Regions from separate parts of the Homo sapiens genome. Here regions 2, 3 and 4 are each linked to region 1. Evidence: chromatin contacts called from ENCODE Hi-C or POLR2A ChIA-PET data. All regions are on one chromosome and are shown on one strand. The core of a region is the stretch at or near the end of the contact, and the rest is flanking DNA. Distances in the headings are between cores, read along the strand shown. Region 1 overlaps INPP5A (inositol polyphosphate-5-phosphatase A). Region 2 overlaps INPP5A (inositol polyphosphate-5-phosphatase A). Region 3 overlaps INPP5A (inositol polyphosphate-5-phosphatase A). Region 4 has its middle 37 kb from the start of LINC02870.

Region 1 (2,923 bases), core at 291-2,790:
TCCTTGAACCCCCGCTGGCCTGGTGCTGCTGCTGGTGCTGACCACACACAGACTCATGGGAGAACTGGGCAACTTGGCCACTGAATCTTCATTGTGGGTGTTTGCTTTGAATATTTCGTTTTCAGCTCTTGTGTTTCTAAGTACCAAAACACTTTTTTTTTTTTGTAAGAATTCCAGTGCACCAACAATAAAACCAAGGGACCAACTGAGCCATTTGGAAGTGGTGGCTGGGGACACCCATACGGTGGTGACACTTCTGGGTGACTGGCTGGTGCTGGGTGTTTCTGGGCTGCCAGGACAGCAGGAGGTGGGGGTGTTCTGTGCCAGTGAGCTTCGTGCTGCGATGTGGATAGAGGGCCGTCCTTCCGGCCGCTGCTGCTCTCAGGTCGCCTCTCATCGGCACAGCGGCGCATCACACGGCAGCAGCCTGCCTGGCTCTCCTGGTGGGTGGGGGCTGAGGGATGAAAACGAGGCACTCCCTCCCCACCACAGCCTACTCCCGTGGGTTCGGGGCGTTGGAACATTCTCCAAACCCCTCCTGCTGCCTGGCCAGGTCCAGCTGGGCACAGTGCACGCCCACCTGCTGGGCCCTCCTCACCGTGGGCTCCGCCCTGGGCCCTTTGGACACCTTCCCTGGCCCTGACAGCAGCTACCTGGGAATGCAGCATGAGGCAGGTGCCTTTTGCTGAATGAGGTGAACAGCAAGAGGGAGAAAAGGAGAGATCGCCTAGCAAAGCAGCGAGGCCAGAGGCTCCTGCCGAGCAGAGGAGGAGGGCCATTGGCGCAAGGACACACCCATCCCTCATCACACTGCTGGGACCTGCCTACCCTCTCTGCTGGCACGCCGGGCTCTGCCACATGGGCCTGTCTGGGCCTTGTCCTCCCCAGCTGCGGGGAAGGGCTTCTTTCAGTTCCCTTTGGGTGAACACAGAGGCCCAGCTCCTGCCGCTGTGTGTGGTTCTGGGTCACTCAGGACCACTGATAATCAAAACCACCAACTTTGGACTACACAGAGCTATTAAGGAGCTTAGCTAAATTTAAAAAAAGTGCAGCTGATATTTATGTCCTTTATGTGCCAGATAGTGCTGTAAGGATGTGGTGTGTCTCTAGGTATGTCAGCCCTGACGTTTGTGCCGTAAGGACCCGGAGTGTCTGCAGGCAGACCTGTCATCCCCGCAGCCCTGACGTGCGTGCTGTAAGGACCTCGAGTGTCTGAAGGGAGACCTATCATCTCCACAGCCCTGATGCCTGTGCTGTGTTGCTCCATTGCACAGATGGAAAGACAGGGGCTAGCGAGTGAGCAGCCAGTGTGAGGCCCTGCGGTAGCAGGTGGAGGGGGCAGGGTGTGAACTGAGCTGGGGCTGGCTCTGGCATCTGAGCTTGTTAACGACCGACTGGGCTAGAGGCAGAGTGGGCCGCACCCTGACCACCACCTCTGTCCCCCACTGCTGTGCCCCTCTGTCTCACTGTTTCCTGTGGTCCCTCCTGACTAGAAGAGACTCAGGCCTGCTGAGTAGCATGCAGCACAGGACGAGCCTGCAGAGCCCTCTTGGGACTTACACACTGGGGATTTGACAGCTCATGTCTGGCACCGCAGATAGTCTAGGAAAAGGTGACTCATCCAAGAGCCTGGCCGGAAACCCACAGGGTATTGGCCCAGGTGTGCCGAGAGGCTGGCCGGAGGGACCATTGTGATACTCAGAGGAAAACGCCTGTGGCCCATGGGGGGGCCTTCAGAAGAATGTCGGAGTTTCTCAGCTGGCAAGATGCCCCTGGTGGCAAGATGCCCCTGGTGGCAAGATGCCCCTGGTGTGGGGCCCCTCACCTGGACCAGAGGCCTTCCCTGAGCTTCTGTTTTGCAGGGAGGTGCCTGAGCTGCACAGCTTGCCTGGGAGGAGTCGTGGTTTCTGGGGGTGGGGCCTTTCGTAGGGCTGTGCTGGTGCTGTCCTGGGGGAGGGGGATGCTGAGCACGCCCGCCCGGGGCTGCTTTCCCTGGGAGGGATGCTGAGGCTGCCCAGGGCTGCTTTCCCTGTGAAGCAGCGTGACCCAGGGCTCTTGGTGGGGATGTGCCGTTTGCTCTTTTTCATGTGTCTAGCCCTTGGGAAGTGTTTTTGGTACTGCTGGTTCTCATGCTCTAGTCCTGGTAATGGGCTAGTGTGCTTGTTCTGGCTTTACTCGGTAGCGTTTATAACAGGACAGGATTCAGAGGACACTGTTGCTGAGGGAAAGTTTGTGCCACTTAACCTGGTGTTGCTTCTGGCCCTGCCTCTGCTGGGCGTCTGTCTGCAGCGTGCCTTGGAGTGTTTCCCTTGCTCTGCTGATTGCTGAAATGCAAGACCTGGGCCTCTGGAATCCCATTGAAAGAACTTGTTTAAAGAAACATCAGCTCGGTTTATTTCATACACAGCTACTTTTTGTAGATACTGAGGTTTTGTTGAGATGTTGGGGTGTACGTGCCGTGTGAGGTTTTGTTGAGATGTTGGGGTGTGCGTGCCGTGTGAGGTTTTGTTGCGATGTTGGGGTGTACGTGCCGTGTGAGGTTTTGTTGAGATGTTGGGGTGTGTGTGCTGTGTGAGGTTTTGTTGATGTTGAGGTGTGTGTGCCGTGTGAGGTTTTGTTGAGATGTTGGGGTGTGTGTGCCGTGTGAGGTTTTGTTGCGATGTTGGGGTGTACGTGCCGTGTGAGGTTTTATTGAGATGTTGGGGTGTGTGTGCTGTGTGAGGTTTTGTTGATGTTGAGGTGTGTGTGCTGTGTGAGGTTTTGTTGATGTTGGGGTGTGTGTGCTGTGTGAGGTTTTGTTGAGATGTTGGGGTGTGTGTGCTGTGTGAGGTTTTGTTGATGTTGAGGTGTGTGTGCCGTGTGAGGTTTTGTTGAGATGTTGGGGTGTGCGTGCCGTGTGAGGTTTTGTTGAGATGTTGGGGTG
Region 2 (2,923 bases), core at 230-2,729, 110 kb after region 1:
GTTGGCCAGGCTGGTCTCGAACTCCTGACCTCAAGTGGTCGACCCACCTTGGCCTCCCAAAGTGTTAAGATTATAGGTGTGAGCCACTGTGCCTGGCCAAATTACAGTATTTTTATATGGTGAATTATTATGTAGCATTCAAAATAAGCTAAAATATGTCTTTATCTTGGTATCACGCCATAGGACATTTGAGAAACTGTCCTCTTTCTTGGCTTCCTTTGTGAAATCCACCTGTGTTTCTGGATGTAACTCTGATCTGTGTATTTTCCTTGCTGTATCTGGTTCTATCATAGGAATATTTCAAATTTGATTTACCCATTTGCACGTTAAGCATTTGGGTCATTTTCAGTTGGTGTTTTCAGAGGTCATATGCCATTGTATTCTCATGCCTGTCTCCTGAGAGCTCCAGCGTCTCTGAGAGAGGTCTGTGTGTGCATTCCACGTGTGTATACAGACATATGTATGTCTACAGGTGTATGCATGTATGTGTGTGTATTACATATGTATGTTTGTCTATAGTGTATATGGATGTGGGTTATGTACATGTGTGTGCATGGATGTGTACATATGTGTGTGTGTGCAGGAGTTTCTCTTGGGTGCAAAGCAGCCGTGAGGGTGTGGGGTTGTAAGTTCACAGGATGTGGTGTGTCCCTGTGGCTCATGTCTTCAGCAGTCACTCATTAGTCACTGTGAGCCTGTCTTCTCATTTCTCCTGTATTACAAGGGCAGAGGAAATGTCTGAAAGATCAGGCTCAGAACCACATGCCTGCCTCAGCTCGGGCAGGTGCTTTCACCCTAATGAGGACGGAACGTCAGGCTTGGCCTCTCCGTGATGTCCTTAGCTTTGTTCTCAGAGAGCACAGATGTTTGCCACTGGCCCTCACAGGGTGTGTCAGAGCCCAGGTGAGCATGGTTTCGTGCCCCTGGGCTCCTGCGTGAGGCCGCGTCCTTCATTTGGGGGTCCTGTGTCCTCACAGCATGCAGCTGGGGAAGGAGTGGGCTGCGTATGAGGGGAGTCATGTTTAGTAATCTCTCGACTCTCATTTAAAACAAATGAAGTTCTCTATTTTGTTGCAGACTTGAAGATTAGTTACCAACAATATCTTATGAAGTTTTTCTTTCTGCTCCTAGATTTATTTTATTAAAAAAAAAAACTGGAGGTGAAAACGCTTTATCTGTAGAAATAACAAAATGTCATGCTGTCTCAGAGTGAGATGGGAGTCACCAAATGCTGCCACTCTTTTTTCTGAGTCACTGTTGATAAGCACGGTCGGCCTTAGTCAGGGCTCCCCTGGGCCGCGGGCCGTGGCCTCCTCCCTCAACACTTTTTCCCTTCCCAGTGGCAGAATGCAGTGGCAGGCTCCACAGAGATCCCCCTGGGGCGCACTGGGAGCTGGCACCTGTGGTCACGCCCGCGACGCGGTTGGAACCAGCACAGGGGAAGGGCCCTGTTGCCACCTGGGGCCTCACATGGGCACTGCTTGTGCATTTCCCCTTTCTGTCTCGAGCAGAGTGTGTGCTCATGTGCGTCCCTTAGCGCGGGGTCTGTGTGACTGAAGTTTTAGGAATGTGTTCTGTTTTGTGCACGAGGGAGCTGGGTGCAGAAGACCAGGTTAATGATGTGTGCTTTGGTCGTTCACCTGATTGCGGAAATGATAAATTACCGGCCATCTGACTTGTTTGCAAATAAAAAGTGATGGAGGCATTTCCAATGGCAGCTTTGTGTTCCTGGCTTGTCAGCCTCTGCCCCGGCCTGAGTCATCCCGAGCCTTCCAGCCGGTGGCTCCGTCCGGGAGGTGGGACCCTGCTCAACAAACACGGGCTTTGTGATTGCACAGTGCCTGCCGGGACGCGTTGTTCTTTCCAAATGTGTGAGAAGTGGTCTGCTCCCGCCCTGAGTTGGCTGTGTTTGCAAAGTGGGCCCGCTATCAGAATTCAGCTCCCGAAATCAAGCTAAGTGACACGGTGTGGCCATTTATCACATTACCGGACTCCAATTGAAGTTGAGAGGTTGTTTTAATAGCATTTGTAAATACTCCATCTTCACTAGCCGCCCCTGTGAGAGGCACTGAGCCCCCATGGTACGCAGGGTTCGTTGCGCCCTGGTCGCCAGTTGGTGTGGAAGCCTGATGGTGGTGACTGGGAGCTTCAGTTGCCCATTAGCTCCCAGGCTGCCTTCAGAGACCAGGGTCCCACCAGTGCAGCCCCAGCCAGGGCCCAGGTTAGCCGGGGTCTGGATCTCCTGTGTGGCCCGCACCGGATCGACTTTTCGGTGCCCCAGGGGCTTGGCTTTGTCCAGTGGAGGCCGCTTCCCGGCTGTGCCGTGGCCTCCGGGGGCTGGAGGACTCCTGCCCGTGTCTGCAGTCCTCGCAGAAGCATCACAGCTAATGGCTGCATTTCACTAATGCAGAATTAATGAGCACTCTTGACAGTCTTGTTTATCAATACGTAAAAAGTATTTTGTTTTTAGCAAGAGGCGAGGAGTCATTATTCTCAGATGTGACAGACATACTCTTGACAAGTACTGTGGTCAGAGACCTGGGCGAGCTGGGGACTTCCTGTCGGCAGGCCCCGGACACGCTCCTGGCCCAATGTCCTGGTGTCTGTGATAAATGGGTGCCCTGAACCGTATTGATGGGACAGGGTAAACACCGAAAAAGTTGGGTCGAACTTTGACTTTAAATGTTCATTACAGCTAATTATGGATTTTCTGACTATGAATTGCAGTTTCTATCCCTGCACTGGCAATTTATTTTTCACTTATTTATTGCAAACTTTATAATATTCTGTTAGCTTTAACATTCAATGAGGTAATGATTTAAATGTTTGCAGCGACATTTATTATGTTTTTTCAGAGTGCTTTCTTTATCTGAAACAAATGAAGGGATATCTTCTATAAAGAAGGGCTGATGTTGGTGGAGGA
Region 3 (2,923 bases), core at 152-2,651, 94 kb after region 1:
ATGTGCTCTTTGAAAACCACCCATCCTTCTGTCCCAAGGAAGGTGACAAGCACGATGTTTTCCTGGGAGAAAGTGGCTCCCATCCTGGCCACACATCCCTGTCAGGGCAGCGTTTAGTGCATCCCACCTGTGCACGTAGAGATGCATCCTGCTGTCTTAAGTATCGGAGTCCCCGATGTAGGCTTGTTGGGGTGGCTCAGGTTTTCCCGTTGCAACTGAGGCGTTGAGCAGTCAGGGGCTGCCCCTGCCTGCCCAGAACTTTCCTGAAGTCGTGGCCTGGCAGCGCCCCGCCTGTGCAGGGCAGGTCCCTCAAGGCCAAGCCCTGTTGTGCATGAGGGCACCCCCAGACTGAAGGAAACGAAGCTGGAGCTTCAGAGATCATGCCCACCTGAGGCCTTCCCTCGCCTTTGCAGACACACCTGTGTTTCCAAAGAAGGGGGACAGACGGAGCACTTCACTTCCATCCCGAGAGTGTCTCCCAGACAGCGCACCCCGCAGCGGCCACTGGCTGACCCGTGGCCTTGAGAACACAGGAAAGCCCCCTCTTAGATTCACAGAAACGCCCTTCCTAGGAGTAAACGGATCCTGTGTTTTTCCCCTCGATTCTGTGTCGCTAATTGTTAATTATGACAAAGGAAAAGTGATATTAAGATTCGGGGTATTTGTTTCATTGTGTAATTTCTTCCTTGGTTAAAAGGGAAGAATGGGCTGGGTGTAGTGCTTCACACCTGTAATCCCAGCACTCTGGGAGGCTGAGGCAGGTGAATTGCTTGAGCTTAGGAGTAATCCCAGCACTCTGGGAGGCTGAGGCAGGTGAATTGCTTGAGCTTAGGAGTAATCCCAGCACTCTGGGAGGCTGAGGCAGGTGAATTGCTTGAGCTTAGGAGTAATCCCAGCACTCTGGGAGGCTGAGGCAGGTGAATTGCTTGAGTTTAGGAGTAATCCCAGCACTCTGGGAGGCTGAGGCAGATGAATTGCTTGAGCTTAGGAGTAATCCCAGCACTCTGGGAGGCTGAGGCAGGTGAATTGCTTGAGCTTAGGAGTAATCCCAGCACTCTGGGAGGCTGAGGCAGGTGAATTGCTTGAGCTTAGGAGTTCAAGACCAGCCTGGCCAACATGGGGAAACCCCATCTCTACTGAAAATACAAAAATTAGCCAGCTGCAATGGCGTGCACCTGTAGTCGCAGCTACTTGGGAGGCTGAGGCTGGAGGATCGTGTGAGCCTGGGAGGTGGAGGTAGCAGTGAGCCAAGATCACACCACTGCACTGCAGCCTGGGCAACAGAGCAAGATCCTGTCTCAAAAAAAAAAAAAAAAGAGAAGAATGATATAACCACATTAGTCCTTTACCAGGTTTGCCTTAAAACTGAGTCACTGTGTGCCTGGCCTTTACTCAGCGCTTCCTCCCATGTCGTGACTGTTATAATGCATCATTACTTCCTCACTATGATTCATCTAGGAACTTGGGGGAGTAATTCATAGTCAGGGATATTTATGTTTAAACCGACAGAAAGGGAGAGCCATTTGAACACATTATTCCATGTTTTCACTGGTTTTAAATCTGATTTCTGCTGGCTGGGGGAAACTTGAGGAACTGTGAAGTCATCGTAGGCAGTAGGGAGGTAACGGATAAGGGCCTTTCAAGCATGCAGTGAAGAGACACCAGCTGTACAGCTCCCTCCTGTATGGAAAAGGTGGAATTTAGACAGTTAAAGTATTAAAGTATACATCACTGGGTTTGAAAACAGCCACAAAAAAACCCCTGTCGGATCACCCAAAACCGCTGGCCCCGTGGCGCACCATCCCGAGGCTGCCGACTTTGCAGTGGGGCTCTCTTTCCTTCTGGAGTGCAGCAGCATCTGGAATTGTCTGGGAAAACCCTGAAGGATGGCCCACACCGAGCCGAAACATCTTTCAAACGGAAATTGTTACACTGTGCTCTTCATCTTGAAATTAATGTTTGGTTGTCAATTTTTATTGCTGACCTAATGGATGAAGTCCAGCAATTGCAGCTGTCCCCTTAAAGCGGCCCCCAGCGTGTGCTGTGCAGACCTTCTCGGCAGGCTACCCACCCACCTCATCCGTAAGTGGACTCGGGTAGAGAAAGATATCTGTGCATTGAGAGCTCGTTGGAGATAACTTGAGTCATAATGTGTACTGAGTGTGCTGGGAATCATAGGAGGGTAAAGGTGGTTTTTAAAAAAGTTATTTTCATTAATTCCTCTCACCCCCAACCCCCTCTGCCACCTGGGACAAAAAAATGGCAGGGTCCTGCTGGATGCCGCTTTCCAAGCTGGGGCAGACCCGCCAGTGTTGAGCAAGAGGGAGGTTTCATCTGAGGCTGGCTGAGTTTTATATATCTATTTATGAGATCCAATAATGTAATGATGTGCTTGTCTAATAAATGCTGCTGTACAAGCTCAGGACAGCAGACGTTTCCAGTATGACCTGGATTGTCTAAGCCGCAGCCCCTTTTGGTTGGAGCTCGGCTGTTTAATAAATGTCGGCTGTTCTTCCAACCATCATAATTATTTAAAGGGGCTTCAAAAGAGAGAGAACAAATCAAATCAAGCCATTACTGTTGAAGCTCGTTCTGGAGTTAAGTGTGTTTTTAAAACTGTGGGCCTTGTGCAGAGGCTCCTCCCAGTTTTCATCTATTATCACAATAATTGAGTTTGTAGCTGGAATTAAATTTATCAAATTGCGTTATCCTCTTTAGAAATTGGATAGGCATGCTGGCAGGGCGAGGCAGAAGTTAATCTGCTTTGCTGAAGCCTCCAGTGGCCCTGCACAGCGGGGCTGAAGAGGCCCAGACAGCTTCCTGTCACCCCGGACACGATGTAATTTCTCCTCAATCCCTTGTGCAAATAATGACATTTGAATCGAGCATTAACAGGCTTAATTACTTTAAAATTGTCATTTTA
Region 4 (2,923 bases), core at 122-2,621, 90 kb before region 1:
GGGAGGCCAAGGTGGGTGGATCACAATGTCAGGAGATCGAGACCATCCTGGCTTACACGGTGAAACCCCGTCTCTACTAAAATTACAAAAAAAAAAAAAAATTAGCCAGGTGTGCTGGCGGGCACCTGTAGTCCCAGCTACTCGGGAGGCTGAGGCAGGAGAATTGCTTGAACCTGGGAGGCGGAGCTTGCAGTGAGCCGAGATCACGCCACTGCACTCCAGTCTGGGCGACAGAGCCAGACTCCATCTCAAAAAAAAAAAAAAAAAAAAAAGAAGTAGAACCTTCCAAAATTACCATTTATTTGGAAAATAAAATATACACTTCTAAAAGCCGTGAGTTAAAGAATAACACATGATAGAAATGAGAAATGCTTAGAACCAGATTACAGTGGGTGCACTGCCTATTATGTATGAGTACATGAAACTCTCCACGTACATATGGAATATTGCAAAGTGCAACTAACTCACTCCAGAAATTAGACAGATTTAAAAGAAGGAAACAATGGAAATTAATGAGCCAAGCCTTCAACGTAAGTGACAAAAAGAACAAGAGGCTAAAGCAATAAAAGCAGGACAAAGATACAAATATGAGCAGAAACTCAGGAAATAGAAAATAAAAGGCAAATCGGGTGGATCAAAGACAAATGTTGGCTGATTATTAGAAAGATGAAGGTGACAGACGCCACTGGCAAAAACAGAGAGAGAGAGAACAGAGTCGGTATTAGGAATGAAAAGGAGAATCATCAAACACAAGCAGAAGTTTAAAGATAAACATATCAGGAACCAGTCCGTTTGAAATCTTTTCCAAAACAGGTAAGATTTTAAATGGATACATTCCCAGAAAATTGTGGAAAATGAATACATTCGCAGAAGATCATGACAAAAAATTGATTCAAGAAGGAAGAGATGACCTAATAATTCTACAACCATTAAAGACATTTAACCATTGATTTAAAATCTCCTGCAAGAAAACTCAGGTTGACAGGTGTGGGAGACCAGAACGCGCCTCCTGAAAAGCAGGCCTGTGGGGCTGAGGGCCTCTGCGAGGAGCAACGGAGGTAGAGCTCCCGGTCCCCCCTCGACACAGGACACGGGCTTACAAAGACGAAGGAATCCTGCCCCCCTCTACTAGGGAGAACAAAGGTTAACCACTGAAGACAGCTTCAGACCCTCATCACCTGCACCTGAAGATAGTTCCAGAATAATCTGCACCAACAAGCTTTATGAAGGAGCCTTTATCTGACATTTATTCGCTTTTCCTCAAGTTCCTGCCTACAGAGACTCCAAGTCTTTCTTTTTTGCCCAGAACTTCTCTGAAAATCTATCGCTCTTTGTTAAAGATGCTCTACAAGCTGGAATTCAAAGCCGCCTCGTTGAGAGTGACTCATGCCCTAGGCATCTCCCACACATACGTGAAACACACATGTTAATAAGCCTCTGCTTGTTTTTCTTCTATTCATCTCTGTTTTGTAAGAGGGATCTGTTCCGACTAAGAACTCACAGGGTTCTTATTTTCCCCTGCCCAGGGTTGCACAGATGTGTTCTACCAAACTTTCAAGGAACAGAACGTTCCAGTCTTTTACAAACTCTTCCTGAGAGTAGAAAGGAGGGAGCACTCCCTGAATCATTGTGAAGCCATTACAATCTTTAAAACAAACCAGACAAGAATAGTCCAAGAAAAATCATGTTTTAGTACAATCTCACTCCCAAACAAAGACGTACAAACCCTAAACAAATCATTAGCACACTGAACTCACGGCGTCTATTTTTAAAAGGTGATGACACTCATGACTGTGTTGGGATTTGCTGGGATTATCCCAGGAATGTGAGTGATTTAGACCGAGAAGATCGATAACTTTCATTCACCGCATGAACGGATTAAAGGGGAAGACAGGCTCATCCCAGTGGATGCCGAAAATCACTCAACACAACTCAAAACACACTCAGGAAAAAAGGAAGAGACTTTTCAAACTTAGAAATGGGAAACTTACCAAAAACCTACAGCAGACCAAAAATGGGGAAACACCGGTGCATCCCCTTTAAAAATCCAGAGCCCAGGCTGGGCACGGTGGCTCACGTCTGTAATCCCAGCACTTTGGGAGGCCGGGGTGGGCGGATCACGAGGTCAGGAGATGGAGACCATCTTGGCTAACACGGTGAAACCCCGTCTCTACTAAAAATACAAAAAATTAGCCAGGTGTGGTGGCGGGCGCCTGTAATCCCAGCTACTCAGGAGGCTGAGGCAGGAGAATGGCGTGAACACGGGAGGTGGAGCTTGCAGTGAGCCGAGATTGCACCACTGCCCTCTAGCCTGGGTGACAGAGTGAGACTCCGTCAAAAAAAAAAAAAAAATCCAGAGCCAAGGTGGGAATACTCTCCCCTCAGCGGCACGGCAGAGATCCAGCCGAGGTTTAACGCAGGGCAGCCTCACACCTTGTCATTCACTGGAACAGCAGTGAAGAGAACCAGGATTGGAAAGGAAGAACATAATTCATAAATTCCAGGCAATGATTATTACAAAAACAAAATGAATCTGTAGAGAAATTACTAAAAGAAAGTTAACAAGGTAGCCGGCTTACAAGATCCACATAAAAAGCCATTGTATTTCTTAACATCAGCAAATAGAAAACATAATTCAAATAAAGATAGTTACAATAATAATAATGAATTATAAGAAGTGACTCGATATAAAAATGGACAAAGTATTTGATAGCCATGTTCCTCAGAAAGATATACAAACGACCAATAAGCTCAGGAAGAGATGCTCAAGGTCATTAGTCGTTAGGAGAATGCAAACAGAAACCCCAATGAGACACCAGGTCCTACCCGTGAGGACAGCTGCAAAAAGTAATCCAAGTAGTCCTAATACAAGGAAAATAACAGCAGTTGGTGAGGGTGTAGAGGAATTGGGACCCCCACAGAT

Evidence for each region. Hi-C counts contacts between places; a loop is a spot of excess contacts on that map. ChIA-PET counts read pairs that join two places held with the same protein, here RNA polymerase II (POLR2A). Pooled maps may share reads with other maps.
Region 2: a loop to region 1 is called in a pooled map, with 15 times the contacts of the local background. The contact joins two enhancer-like sites. A Hi-C loop is called at or near these places in 2 of 37 single-sample maps with no recorded cell type and 9 of 50 pooled maps. POLR2A ChIA-PET finds 5 or more read pairs at or near these places in 1 of 52 experiments (OCI-LY7).
Region 3: a loop to region 1 is called in a pooled map, with 2.1 times the contacts of the local background. The contact joins two enhancer-like sites. A Hi-C loop is called at or near these places in 1 of 168 maps with a recorded cell type or tissue (endothelial cell of hepatic sinusoid) and 3 of 50 pooled maps. POLR2A ChIA-PET finds 5 or more read pairs at or near these places in 2 of 52 experiments (CD8-positive, alpha-beta memory T cell and OCI-LY7).
Region 4: a loop to region 1 is called in a pooled map, with 4 times the contacts of the local background. The contact joins two enhancer-like sites. A Hi-C loop is called at or near these places in 1 of 168 maps with a recorded cell type or tissue (K562) and 3 of 50 pooled maps. POLR2A ChIA-PET finds 5 or more read pairs at or near these places in 4 of 52 experiments (AG04449, H1, OCI-LY7 and 1 more).

Annotation. Positions count from the first base shown.
Region 1 is chr10:132,570,516-132,573,438 of GRCh38, forward strand. The region is part of intron 1 of INPP5A (inositol polyphosphate-5-phosphatase A); the gene reads left to right. Among named protein-coding and RNA genes, the nearest start is that of INPP5A, 34 kb to the left of the region's middle. RefSeq lists enhancers at 1-591, 1,061-1,200, 1,361-2,130, 1,701-1,850, 1,861-1,910 and 2 more. Within about 2 kb of position 1,541, at least 20 of the 41 ENCODE cell types and tissues checked have a DNase peak (open chromatin) inside an H3K27ac peak, as active enhancers do.
Region 2 is chr10:132,683,917-132,686,839 of GRCh38, forward strand. The region is part of intron 4 of INPP5A (inositol polyphosphate-5-phosphatase A); the gene reads left to right. Among named protein-coding and RNA genes, the nearest start is that of NKX6-2, 100 kb to the right of the region's middle. Within about 2 kb of position 1,480, at least 12 of the 41 ENCODE cell types and tissues checked have a DNase peak (open chromatin) inside an H3K27ac peak, as active enhancers do.
Region 3 is chr10:132,664,755-132,667,677 of GRCh38, forward strand. The region is part of intron 4 of INPP5A (inositol polyphosphate-5-phosphatase A); the gene reads left to right. Among named protein-coding and RNA genes, the nearest start is that of NKX6-2, 120 kb to the right of the region's middle. RefSeq lists an enhancer at 1,006-2,205. Within about 2 kb of position 1,402, at least 6 of the 41 ENCODE cell types and tissues checked have a DNase peak (open chromatin) inside an H3K27ac peak, as active enhancers do.
Region 4 is chr10:132,480,825-132,483,747 of GRCh38, forward strand. No RefSeq gene overlaps it. Among named protein-coding and RNA genes, the nearest start is that of LINC02870, 37 kb to the left of the region's middle. RefSeq lists an enhancer at 1-147. Within about 2 kb of position 1,372, at least 7 of the 41 ENCODE cell types and tissues checked have a DNase peak (open chromatin) inside an H3K27ac peak, as active enhancers do.